Linked DNA regions of Homo sapiens: region 2 is linked to region 1. The links are chromatin loops, found by intact Hi-C in ENCODE. Cell type or tissue: GM12878. All regions are shown on one strand. Each heading gives the region's core, and the rest is flanking DNA. Links, peaks and the distances in the headings are about the cores only. Region 1 holds the start of BCAT1-AS1 (BCAT1 antisense RNA 1). Region 2 holds the start of LOC124902897.

What was found. Peaks named below come from ENCODE experiments on the same cell type or tissue, not always from the same donor. Only the 100,000 strongest peaks of a DNase experiment are listed, where the experiment ranks them.
Region 2: it touches region 1 in a loop (3.0-fold over the local background); 1 of 110 quality-filtered maps calls a loop at or near these places.

What each region holds. Positions count from the first base shown.
Region 1 is chr12:24,819,659-24,825,042 of GRCh38, reverse strand. The region is part of intron 10 of BCAT1 (branched chain amino acid transaminase 1); the gene reads left to right. It overlaps BCAT1-AS1 (BCAT1 antisense RNA 1), which reads right to left and starts at 5,185. Exons shown (of 4, transcript XR_007063245.1): 1 at 5,096-5,185; 2 at 3,104-3,263. RefSeq lists enhancers at 2,404-2,453, 2,844-3,043. In GM12878, for the core only: no CTCF peak of the experiment used is centred there; DNase peaks (open chromatin) are centred at 1,112, 2,282, 2,692 and 3,062; H3K4me3 peaks cover 370 bases; H3K27ac peaks cover 3,390 bases.
Region 2 is chr12:24,702,942-24,708,325 of GRCh38, reverse strand. It overlaps LOC124902897, which reads right to left and starts at 3,857. Exons shown (of 5, transcript XR_007063242.1): 1 at 3,570-3,857. It overlaps LOC105369698 (a long non-coding RNA gene), which reads left to right and starts at 2,655. Exons shown (of 3, transcript XR_001749046.2): 1 at 2,655-2,980. It also overlaps the pseudogene RN7SL38P. In GM12878, for the core only: no CTCF peak of the experiment used is centred there; a DNase peak (open chromatin) is centred at 2,425; H3K4me3 peaks cover 383 bases; H3K27ac peaks cover 675 bases.

The DNA.
Region 1 (5,384 bases), core at 92-5,091:
GCCATTTTGTTAAGTGAAATAAGCGAGGGACCGAAAGACAAACATCACATGTTCTCATGCAGGTGCTAAAAAAGTAGATCCTATGAAGACAGAGAGTAGATTAGAGGTTACCAGAGGCCGAGAAGGGGAGTGGGAAGTAGAGGATAAAGGAAAAAAACAAGAATATAAATGTATTTATTACCATTAAACTGAACATTTAAAAATTGTAAAGATGGTAAATTATATATGTGTATTTTATCTTAATTAAAATTTTAAAAATCAGGAGTTTAGAAATTTTTAAGAGAAGTGTGCCCATAGTGATAAGAAAGAAAGACCCTTTTGGAAAATTTTCTTGAACAAATTATACAGTATTTTCTTAAACAAATTGTACATTCTGTAGCAGTTAATACACCAAATAAGATTTCAGGGTTACCTCTTGGAGATTGTATGAAATAAAAACATTTAGGTGGGCATGATGGCTCATTCCTGTAATCCTAAAACTTTGGGAGGCTGATGCAGGAACAATACTTGAGGCTAGTACTTCAAGACGAGCCTAGGCAACATAGTAAGACCCAGTCTCCACAAAACAACCAAAAAAAATAGCAAGTGTGGTGGCACACACCTGTAGTTCCAGCTACTCAGGAGGCTGAGGCAGGAGGAACACTTGAGGCCAGGAATGTGAGACTGCAGTGGGCTATGATTGTGCCACAGCACTCCACTCCAGCCTTCACTGTAGAAAGAGACCCTGTCTCGAAAGGAAGGAGGGAGGGAGGGAGGGAGGGAGGGAGGGAGGGAATGAAGGAAGGAAGGAAGGAAGGAAGGAAGGAAGGAAATGTAAACTCATTTGATTTGGCTGTAAAGGATTAATAGAAAAGGAAAACGTAGTCACTAGGCTGAGAAAAATTGAACTCTATTGAATTGGTATAAAGATCTAAGTGGAGGTGTTTGGCAGACATGATCATGAAGCTTTCACTGAGGAAGGAAACTCTAGGAGGCAAAAGCAGAAATGCAACTCATCAAAATTGAAATGGTGACAAAATATGTGCATTCAAACCTGAAAGTGACTGAAAGAGAAGCCCAAACACACAATTTTGGGGTAAGATGGGAAACCATTACCAAAGTTCTCAGAAAGAGCATTTTTAAAAGTAAGATTATAGAAGCCAAAAGGATATGTAGTAGTCTGTTCTCACACTGCTGTAACGAACTACCTGAGACTGGGTAGTTTGTAAAGAAAAGAGGTTTTATTGACGCTCAGTTCTGCAGGCCATACAGGAGACATGGCTGGGGAGGCCTCAGGAAACTTACAGTCATGGCGGAAGGCAAAGGGGAAGCCAGTACATATTACATGGTGGGAACAGGAGGAGGAGAGGGAGGGTGGGAGGTGCCACTCACTTTTTAAAACAAACAGATCTCCTTAGAACTCACTCACTATCATGAGAACAGCAAGGGGGAGGTTTGCTCCCATGATGCAATTACCTGACACCAGGCCCTTCCTCCAACATGGGGGATTACAATTCCACATGAGATTTGGGTGGGGACACAAATTCAAACCATATCAGAATGTTAGTGACTAAAGTAAATGTTCTTGTTTAACTCTTTAATGTGTATATTGAGTGCAAGCCATATGCAGGGGCTATTCTAGGTACTGGTGGTTTACTCAAGAAAAAGGGGGCAAAAAAATGAAGAAGGTGGCCAGGCATGGTGGCTTACGCCTGTAATCCCAACACTTTGGGAGACTGAGACGTGAGAATTGCTTGAGCCCAGGAGTTTGAGATCAGCCTGGTAACATGGCAAATCCCTGTCTCTACAAAAAAATGCAAACAAACAAACAAACAAACAAACAAATTAATCGGGCATGGTGTCACATGTCTGTAGTCCCAGCTACAGGTTGAGGTGGGAAGATGCCTTAAGCCTAGGGAGGTTGAGGCTGCAGTCAGCCATGATAGCACCACTGCACTCCAGCCTGGGCAACAGAGTGAGACCCCATCTGAAAAAAAAAGAAGTCAAAACAAATGAAAAAAAAAAAAAAGTCAAAACAAATATTCAGTGTAAATGTGAGACCATGTAAAAAAGTTTAAAAGTAAAATATATAGTTTAAGCAGAGGATGGGAGACGGGGAAAAAACCTTTTCTCCCTAACTTTATATACTCCCTCTATAAATTAGTGCTTATGGCCAATAAGAAATGAATAATTTCTTTTTTCACCGTTGGTAGTAAAGTATAATGGTAGTTAACACAAAAAACTAAATGATATATTCAGAACCTCATACTAAACAAAGAAACAAAGGCATGCAATCACAGGACAGGTGGAAACAGTGGTTCTGAACTAACCACAAACCAGAACTACCAAATGTGCTACAAATTGTTTAGTAACAAAGGACCATCCCTTCAGAATTGAAGAGCACGTCTCAGTTATCTCATGCCTATGTGCATGGAACTTAAAGTCTCAAAATTACTCTTACAAGATGGCAAATTGAGGCTGTCAGCTAAGCTCCTAGATTGTCTGTTTCTCCAAGAAAAATAAATTTCAGTAATTATTAAGGAAAAAGCATAGAATTGCATCATGTTTTACATTTCATTACTTTTGGCATGACATGGGAGCATGGATGTTTTCTACAAAGTGCTCTGATAAATTGAAGAAGAGGCCAACAACAGCCACCGAAAAAACCTTCAAGATTCTTGCCAGTATGGCTCAGGGGAAAAATTCCCTCATAACCACAGATTTGACTTTTCAACTTCTGTACTTCTGCATATGAGTAATAATCTCTGAGGTTAAGTATTCATCCCATTTAGCTAATTGTCCACATAACTCCCTGGGTCTTAGATTGCTCTATAAATACCTCCTAAGAGAAGAATTTTTCAAATGACAGTTTCGTTTTTCCTTTTTCTTCTTTTAAAGCAACAAAGAAAAGCACGTCTGTGTTTATATTTAACCAAACTTAAACTTGGAGAGCATTGGCCGTGTTGTCGACGTGTTTCTTTTCTCTACTGTTAAATTCCTTACTGTTCCAGTTACTCACCATCATACTCACCTTTGCCTCTGCCACTTGGGGTCCTCTGTTCTGCAGTTGTGTTCTGCTCTCTGATGCCTCCAGGTTTTGCTGCACCTTCTAGAAATTGCTCACCTGGATAAGGCCTTGGCTGTCCTTTATGACTCATCTCGTTCAGAAGCCTTTTGAATCTCTCTTGAAGAATATTCCCTTTGCTCAGTCCAAATACACATTCACTCACTTGAATGCTGCTTCTTCCTCCAGTTTCACAGTGCTGGGGATGATCCCGTAAGGCCTTTAAATTACATTATAATTAGTCATGCACTTCTCTCTGCTCTGGGGCTGTTTGAATCGTTCACTCTCTTTATACCTCCAGTGTTCAGCACAGAGCCTAGGGTATAATGCGTATGCAGTAATGTTTCTTGAAGGAGTGAATGGGCAAGTGAAACACCAAACAAATACTAAAGAGCAAAACATGTATTGCTCTTGTATATTAACACATTCCGAGAAGAGATGGGAGGAAGGTCTTGAATAATATCAAATTATTTCTTAAGAGATCTTGATTTAGATTTTTTTCAAAATGAGATACATGTTGACACTGCTGTCAACAAATAATCACATAAAAGCTAGAGCCTGGCTTTTAAGTATCAGGGGGAGCATGTGTGAATAATCAGCATTGCTGCTGTTGAAGCTCCATAAAGTGGGAAGCAGCGACTGCAAAGATCCAGAGATGGACATCTGAAGCATAGGAAAGGGGCAGCTTGAATGAGATAGGAGCAGGATCTGTATTGATTGCAGGTCACCAGATAGAATTAAAAAAATCTATGTTCTCACTAGTGGCTACAGTTTTCAAGGACAAATGACTATTAGTGGTTATTGTATTTTTCTTGTTTTCAATGGAGCAGCTCCATGACTTAGTTACATAAGAAGTTAAAGGCTCCACCCCCTTCCCTACCAATGTCTTAAGCTGTCCTCCGTGTGCATACAAACTTTGTTTCCAGACTGCCCTCGTGTGACTCAGTCCCTGGACCAGCTTCCCAGCCCCTTCTGTTTCCAGCACATCCTCCTCCACGTGTTACAGGATTACAAAGCTTTGCACAGCCTTTCAATAGGGTTTAGAGCAAGAATGACAGATTGCTACCTGGTAGGCAGCACTGACTATAGTTTTATTGGCGTTGCGTAGAGTGACTGCATGACATGCAGGTTGTGCTTTTGTTTTGCCAGGAATTTAAAGGCATTTAGCAAAGCCGTATGAAATTATCTGCCTTATGTACCTCGAATGTGAGGTAATGAACTTGTCATTAGTCGTGTTTTAGTTTAGTGTTCTCGCTGGAATTTGCAAAAGATTAAAATTCTGCACATTTCATTAAGTCTTCCACATGGGCTCAAAATACCATCCCGCAGGCTCGACCTGACTTGCCACGTTGCTTTGACACCATCTCTGATTCCAGTGAACAAAACTAAGTAAGTGTGACTTACAGCCGCCCTACCAAACATTGAAGGTGTGAGCCTGCACTGTTGTTTTGTAATGACAATGACAAGAGTATAATGACAAGAGTATAATGACATCCTAGTCCATGAAGACATGTTTTCTCTTTTCCCTCCCTCTATGTATACTTACTTACTCTTAAGGAAATAATATAATTTCTATTTCTGCTTAAATCTGCCATCTCTACTTAGAATTATTTTCCCTTGAAAAATTAAATTGCATTATCCATCAGCCAAATGGAAAATCTGATTACTAAATGCCTACTTCTAGACATTATGAATTACCTGTAATATCACATTTCTTGGGCACTTCTCAGAATGCTATGATTTTACATAAAAGCATAAATTACAGAATGAGAAGAGTAAAGCTTAGTGCATATTATGCAGGTTCGCAGAGTGATATGTGGCCTACGACTGTCATTGTAATCAAAATTGATTTTTGATCATTTATAAAACTAAAACAACTAATTGAAAGCAAATTTACTTTAACTGATGAAATTCAAGATGAAGTGACAGTAGTCATGAATCACAGTTCTGTAGATCTGCTAAAATGCCAATGAACTGTTATTAATGGTGAAAGTGTTTAATATATTAATGGGAATCCAAGTAAGGAAAATAAAACACATATTTTGCCCTTACCTTAAGTCATGTTGACATCATACATAAATCAGGTAGAATTTGAAGATGTTTCATCCAGCATTCATCATGAAGCAACAGAGTCAATAGCGGGCAGTTACAGTCTGTAGGCAATGCTTTCTGGTGTGGATTATGCAAGAAACTTACAGTCATTTGGCTTCCTTTATTCCCCTTTGCATGTAAACTACCAGGTGGTAGGTAGACCCATTCTTGGCTGCCAGTATTTTTACCACTTGGATAGATTCTGCTCTCTGAGGTCTTTAAGACAAACACAGCACATGTACATTGTGAT
Region 2 (5,384 bases), core at 74-5,073, 120 kb after region 1:
ATTCCAGTTACATGTGAATCATTTGAGAGATTAAATCATTTTTGTTTGGTTTTCTGTCAGCATAGCTAGTTTGACCTCTGTCTTGATATGAATGCTGAAAACCCTCTACTATTATACTATGCACTCATCAATTCATCCACTCATTCATCCACCTGTCCACCTATCCATCCATTTGTGAGAACTGCACTGCACACCTGGCTTTAGCTTTGTCATAAGGTCTTCATCATCAAATCCTGGTTCTTATCCTTGAGCAGTGTATGCTCGTTGAGAAGAAAAAGTAACAAAAGTACATAAAGACAGCATTGGCTATGATCAACATACAGACATGTATGGTGCCTTATGTGCCAGGCACTTAACTCTCTTTTCTTCCTTTCCTGCATTATTGCTAGAATATCACATTCAGTCCCAAGTCTTTACCACCTATAAGTTAACATGCTAATAACTCCCAAATTTATATGTCCAGCCCTGACTGCTCTCCCGGGTGCTAGACCTATCTGTTAATCTGTTATCTGCCAGGGTTAATACAGATCAAAATTTGCTGGTCAGAAGAAGCATGATAAAACCCAAAGAAGAAATTGGTCAGTTTGCTCTGAATGAGGTAAAATGACTTCATAGAAGTGTTGCCAGATTGGATTGATGGATTTTAAGGTACAGGGGTAGATGCAAGGAAGGGAAGGTGTTGCAAAAGATTTACCACCAATTCTTCAGGCAGAAGGAGTAACATGAGTGAGGGCATGGAGGGGTGAAACAATGTCGGTGTGTTTGTGCAATTGCAGTTAGCTTAGCATGTCTAAGCACAGGCTAGAGATAGAGGGTGGGTAAAGTGATAAATAAGATTACATCAGTGTTAGTAATAGCTAATGACAACACAATAATTATTTCACTGAAACTTCAGACAAACCCAATGAGATGAATACTACAATTTCTCCCATTTTACATATATGAAAACTGAGGCATTAAGAATTTAAGTAATTTGCTCTAGATCACAAAGCTAGGCAGCTGAAATGAGATTTGAACCTAGGCAAACTGGTTCCAGAGTTCCATTCCTCAAGCACCACATTGAAGACCTATTTTGCAATTCTAAAATTTGTTTTTTTCTCTACAGGAAATGGGAATCCAGTGAAATTTCATATGCAGTCACTTTAGTAGAATCTCATGGTTCCTTGGGTAGAATTCAGGCTTTTCTGGATAGAATTCAGGGTATCTATGAACTTGGATAGAAAAAATATGTATATATATTTTAACAATAGGGTCTTGCTATGTTGCCCAGGCTGGAGTGCAGTGGCTATTCACAGGCGATCCAACTACTGATCAGCACCGGAGTTATGACCTGCTCTGCTTCCGACCTGGGTCCATTCACCCCTCCTTTGCCAGCCCCGTAGGCCCCGCTAACAGGAGGTTACCATACTGATGCTGAACTTAGTGCAGACACTCAACTGGCATAGCTCACTACAGCCCAGAACTTTTGGGCTCAAGGGTTCCTCCTGCTTCAGCCTCCCAAGTAACTGGGACTACAGGCACATGCCACCATGCCCAGCTACATCTTTATACAAATGTCTAACTGTACCATAGTGTTTTCTTAAACTATTAATTTAGGTAAAAAATGTCAGTAGTATTCATGGCACCTGTGACTGAAATATTTTCACATCTCATCAAATTTGTTTTTGGTATCTTGAAATGATATTTACACTCTGTGCTACTCAAAATTACAATAGTTATTAGACCTGATACTAGATCTTATTATTTAATGCATTAATGAGGATATGCATACATTATTATATCACGAATTTATTTTTAAAATTTAGATAGCTGTATTTCAATGTAACTTTTTTGTAATTCTCTACATTTAAAATCATTATTAAGAGAAGAGATCCACAGGCTTCTCCAGTCTGCCAGAAGAATCAAGGTACACATACATTTGATATAGTTCAAATTCCCATGCTATATAAAAATCCCCTTGATTCCATTATTTAGAGGCAACTGTGTGGAATTAGTTTGTTTCCAGTGACTGGGGAGTTCACTAATAAATAAATACCTATTGTTTCTTTAAAGCTCAAAAATTTTAAAGAATTCTTTTTTATATTGGAAGTTATAACTGCTTTGTTAGACTTTCTCTTCTCTCCTCACTTTTAGAATTGCCCTTCCCTCTTGAGCTACATTCCTTTTAAAAAATGTGAAAAATTTCTGTCTGGTTTCTTTGAAATCTGTTTTCCTGAAGGCCGAAGTGGCTTTCTGACTCTTCCCAGAATTCCCACTGCTCACTCTTACAAATCTCCAAAATATAGGGGTAAATATCTCACAAATTTCCTGTCCCTGACGCATCATCATCTAGCCCTTCCCTGAAATTCATAGTTAAGTTGCAGTTCCCCTTATCACTTCCTCAAACATCTGAGAGATGAAACTATTAGTAAAGCGAGTCAAGAATTTACCAGATACATGCTTTTAGCAGAATGAAACTTTCAGCAGCTGTGTAGATAAAGCCTCGGCCCTACCCCCATCACTTCTGGATCCTGTTCTGTGTCAGTATTATTGGCTATATTCAGAAAACACTATGCATCTCCTCTCTGGCCATTTAGTGTAAAGCTGACTTCCATGACAATATCAATTCTATTTCTCTCTCCTTTTATCATCACCCAACTCATCATCGCATTTCTACACATTGCTTCATGAATTTTCATACAGGTGCATGCTTTCCTGACAAGTTAGATCTATTTCTTTTGTAAAAGTTTATCTTTCCACTGCCATCTTCCAGTTGGCAATCATCTCCTTCTTCCCATCAAGTCACATTGATTTCTGTTTTCCTTGGCTGCCACTGTAAATTTGCTGCAAGGAAAGGATTAACAGTTCCTGGAGACTATCTGTGCTGCACCGGGTATAACCACAGAGTTAGAAAGGACTGCTACCGGCACCCCTCAAAGGAAACTTGGCAAAAGAAATCCACTTCCCATCACCTTGCCACAGCTGCAAATGCCATTGTCAGGTAATTTATATTGAACTTTTAAAAAGTGTTTCAAGACAGAAAAATAGTGGGAGTTGGTAGAGGCAGTGCTGTTTTTACACTTCTCATTTGTTCCTTGGTGTCTGAGATATAAGTTCACTCAAAAAAGAATGTTAGGAACTAGTTTTACTCCAAATGCCAAAAGAACAGTACTCTTAGCTATTTTCTGACTAAAGGGGGCTAGAATAATATATAGAAGAAATTAATCAATACTACTTCTTTCTTTTCCCAAGGTGTTTTGTTTCCATTTATAAGTCTGAGATGAAATCTTTCAGAAAAAAGAAAAATGAAGGGTGAAAAAGCAAAGTACCCAGTTCTGGAATTCCTGAACCTAAATACATATACTTTTTTCATAGTATTTTTGAAGTTATATTTACAGAGAACAAATCTATTCATAACACATGAGCCAGTTTCTTTGGCTCATGCATTTATTTTGGTAGAGATTGGGATAAAACCAGTACAACCTTTAGAAGGTAGTGACTCAAAACAGTAAGAGGCTCTATGGCTGAGAATGCCCAGATGGCTGGTTTGTTTGAGCATGGAAGATAAGTAAAGATGCCGCAATGCTTACCGTTACTACTGGACAAAATCTTGCGATGGCCTATTTGAAAGGCAGTAGGAAGCCGAAGTCCAATAACGATCATAAAATGAATATTGAATAAGCTATTTACTCTGGTGTAGTGAAAGACATCTACGTTTAAACCTGAAGATTTAGAGATCTCATGTATCTTCTCGTCTAACCTAAGAATTCAAAGGATGAGAACTGGTAGGCCACAGAACTAGATGGCTATGAAGTGAGCCAAGAGCACGAGGCTCCTAACTGCCAGTCTCTTGCGCAGCCTATTGCCTTGAAGAAATTGCTGGGCACATTGATCCCTCTCCTTTTCTCCTCTAGCTTCCACGACATCATCTCTTGGTTTTTCTCTTGTCATCTGACCATTTCCTCTAAATTTAAAGTTCTTCAATCATAGGCTCCTGCTTTTTAAAATGTTCACTTCACCTAAGTTTTCACCTTTGGGCTTCTTCTCTTTTCAATCGACATTCTCCTTGGGCAAACTTTTCCCCTGCTGTTACCTCAGTTACCAAGGGAGAAGGGAAGAGGGGGCAACAAGCATCAAGCACAGCACAATGATTCACTAAGGATAGGAAATATCCAAAAAGACTGTAAGAAGGGGAGTTATTTATGGCCAAATTTTCAGCAAAGTGGTGGGTCAGAAGATCCAGAGATTAAAGAGAGTCGTTTGGGGGAGAAACACAGACTACTTTTAATTTACAGAAATTTGGAAGAGAGAATATGGCAGCCAACTGAAAGAGACTTTTGGTTTTATTTTTAGGATGGGAGATAATTTGAGCGTATTGATTAGCTGAATGCAGGGCCAATAATGAGGTGGGCTGAAAATGAGAGGGTGAGAGAACTGATGGAGTGAAATCCCAGATAAGTTATGGGAAGCCAGGGTCAAGGGGACAGATGGAGGGACAGGCCTTGAACAGCAGAGCACCTCATCCTCTGAGAGTGGACAGAAGAGGTAAGGATGGGTGAATGTAGATCTGTTGATATGTTGGGGGGACATTTGGGCCAATTTATGACAGATTCTTTCCCTTTTATAAGTAAGTAACAAAGCAAGATGTTCTTCAGAAAGTGAGAGAAATCTCACAAATATCAGCCCTCATATTTGAAATGAGAGGAATGAAAGCAAATGCTTTCATTCACTCAATAAGTGAGGTGAAGAGACCATAGCTAAGAACACATCAAGAATTCATGCACAGCACTGAGGAACCAGTTGAAGCTGGAAAAATATATTTGTAGTGGTTCACATCTGCATGGTAATTTTTTCTTCAGTTATGCTTATTTGACTAGATATAGGAGAATAAAATTCACATTATTGATCCAGCATTTTCCTGAGAAGAATTTGGTGCATGGAAGGTACACTAAAAGAGACAGAAATTTAAAAGATTGTGCTAGACCGTTTTTGTATTGCTATAAAGAAACAGTAGAGATTAGGTATTTCAATTAAGAAAAGAGGCTTTATTGGCTCACAGTTCTGCAGGCTACATAGCCATGGTGCCGGCATCTGCTCAGTTTCTCGGGAGGCTCCAGGAAGCTTTTACTCATGGTGGAAGGCAAGGTAGGAGCAGGTACATTACATGGCAAGAGCAGGAGCAAGAGAAGGGGGAAGATGCCACAGAATTTTAAACAACCAGATCCCTCAAGAACTCACTATTGCATTGTGAGGACAGAACCAAGCCATGAAGGATCTACTCCTATGACCCAAACACCTCCTAACAGGCCCACCTCCAACACTGGGGATTCCATTTTAGCATGAGATTTGGGCAGGACAAATATCAAATCCATATCAATGATCAATCACACATCCAAGGAGTAACG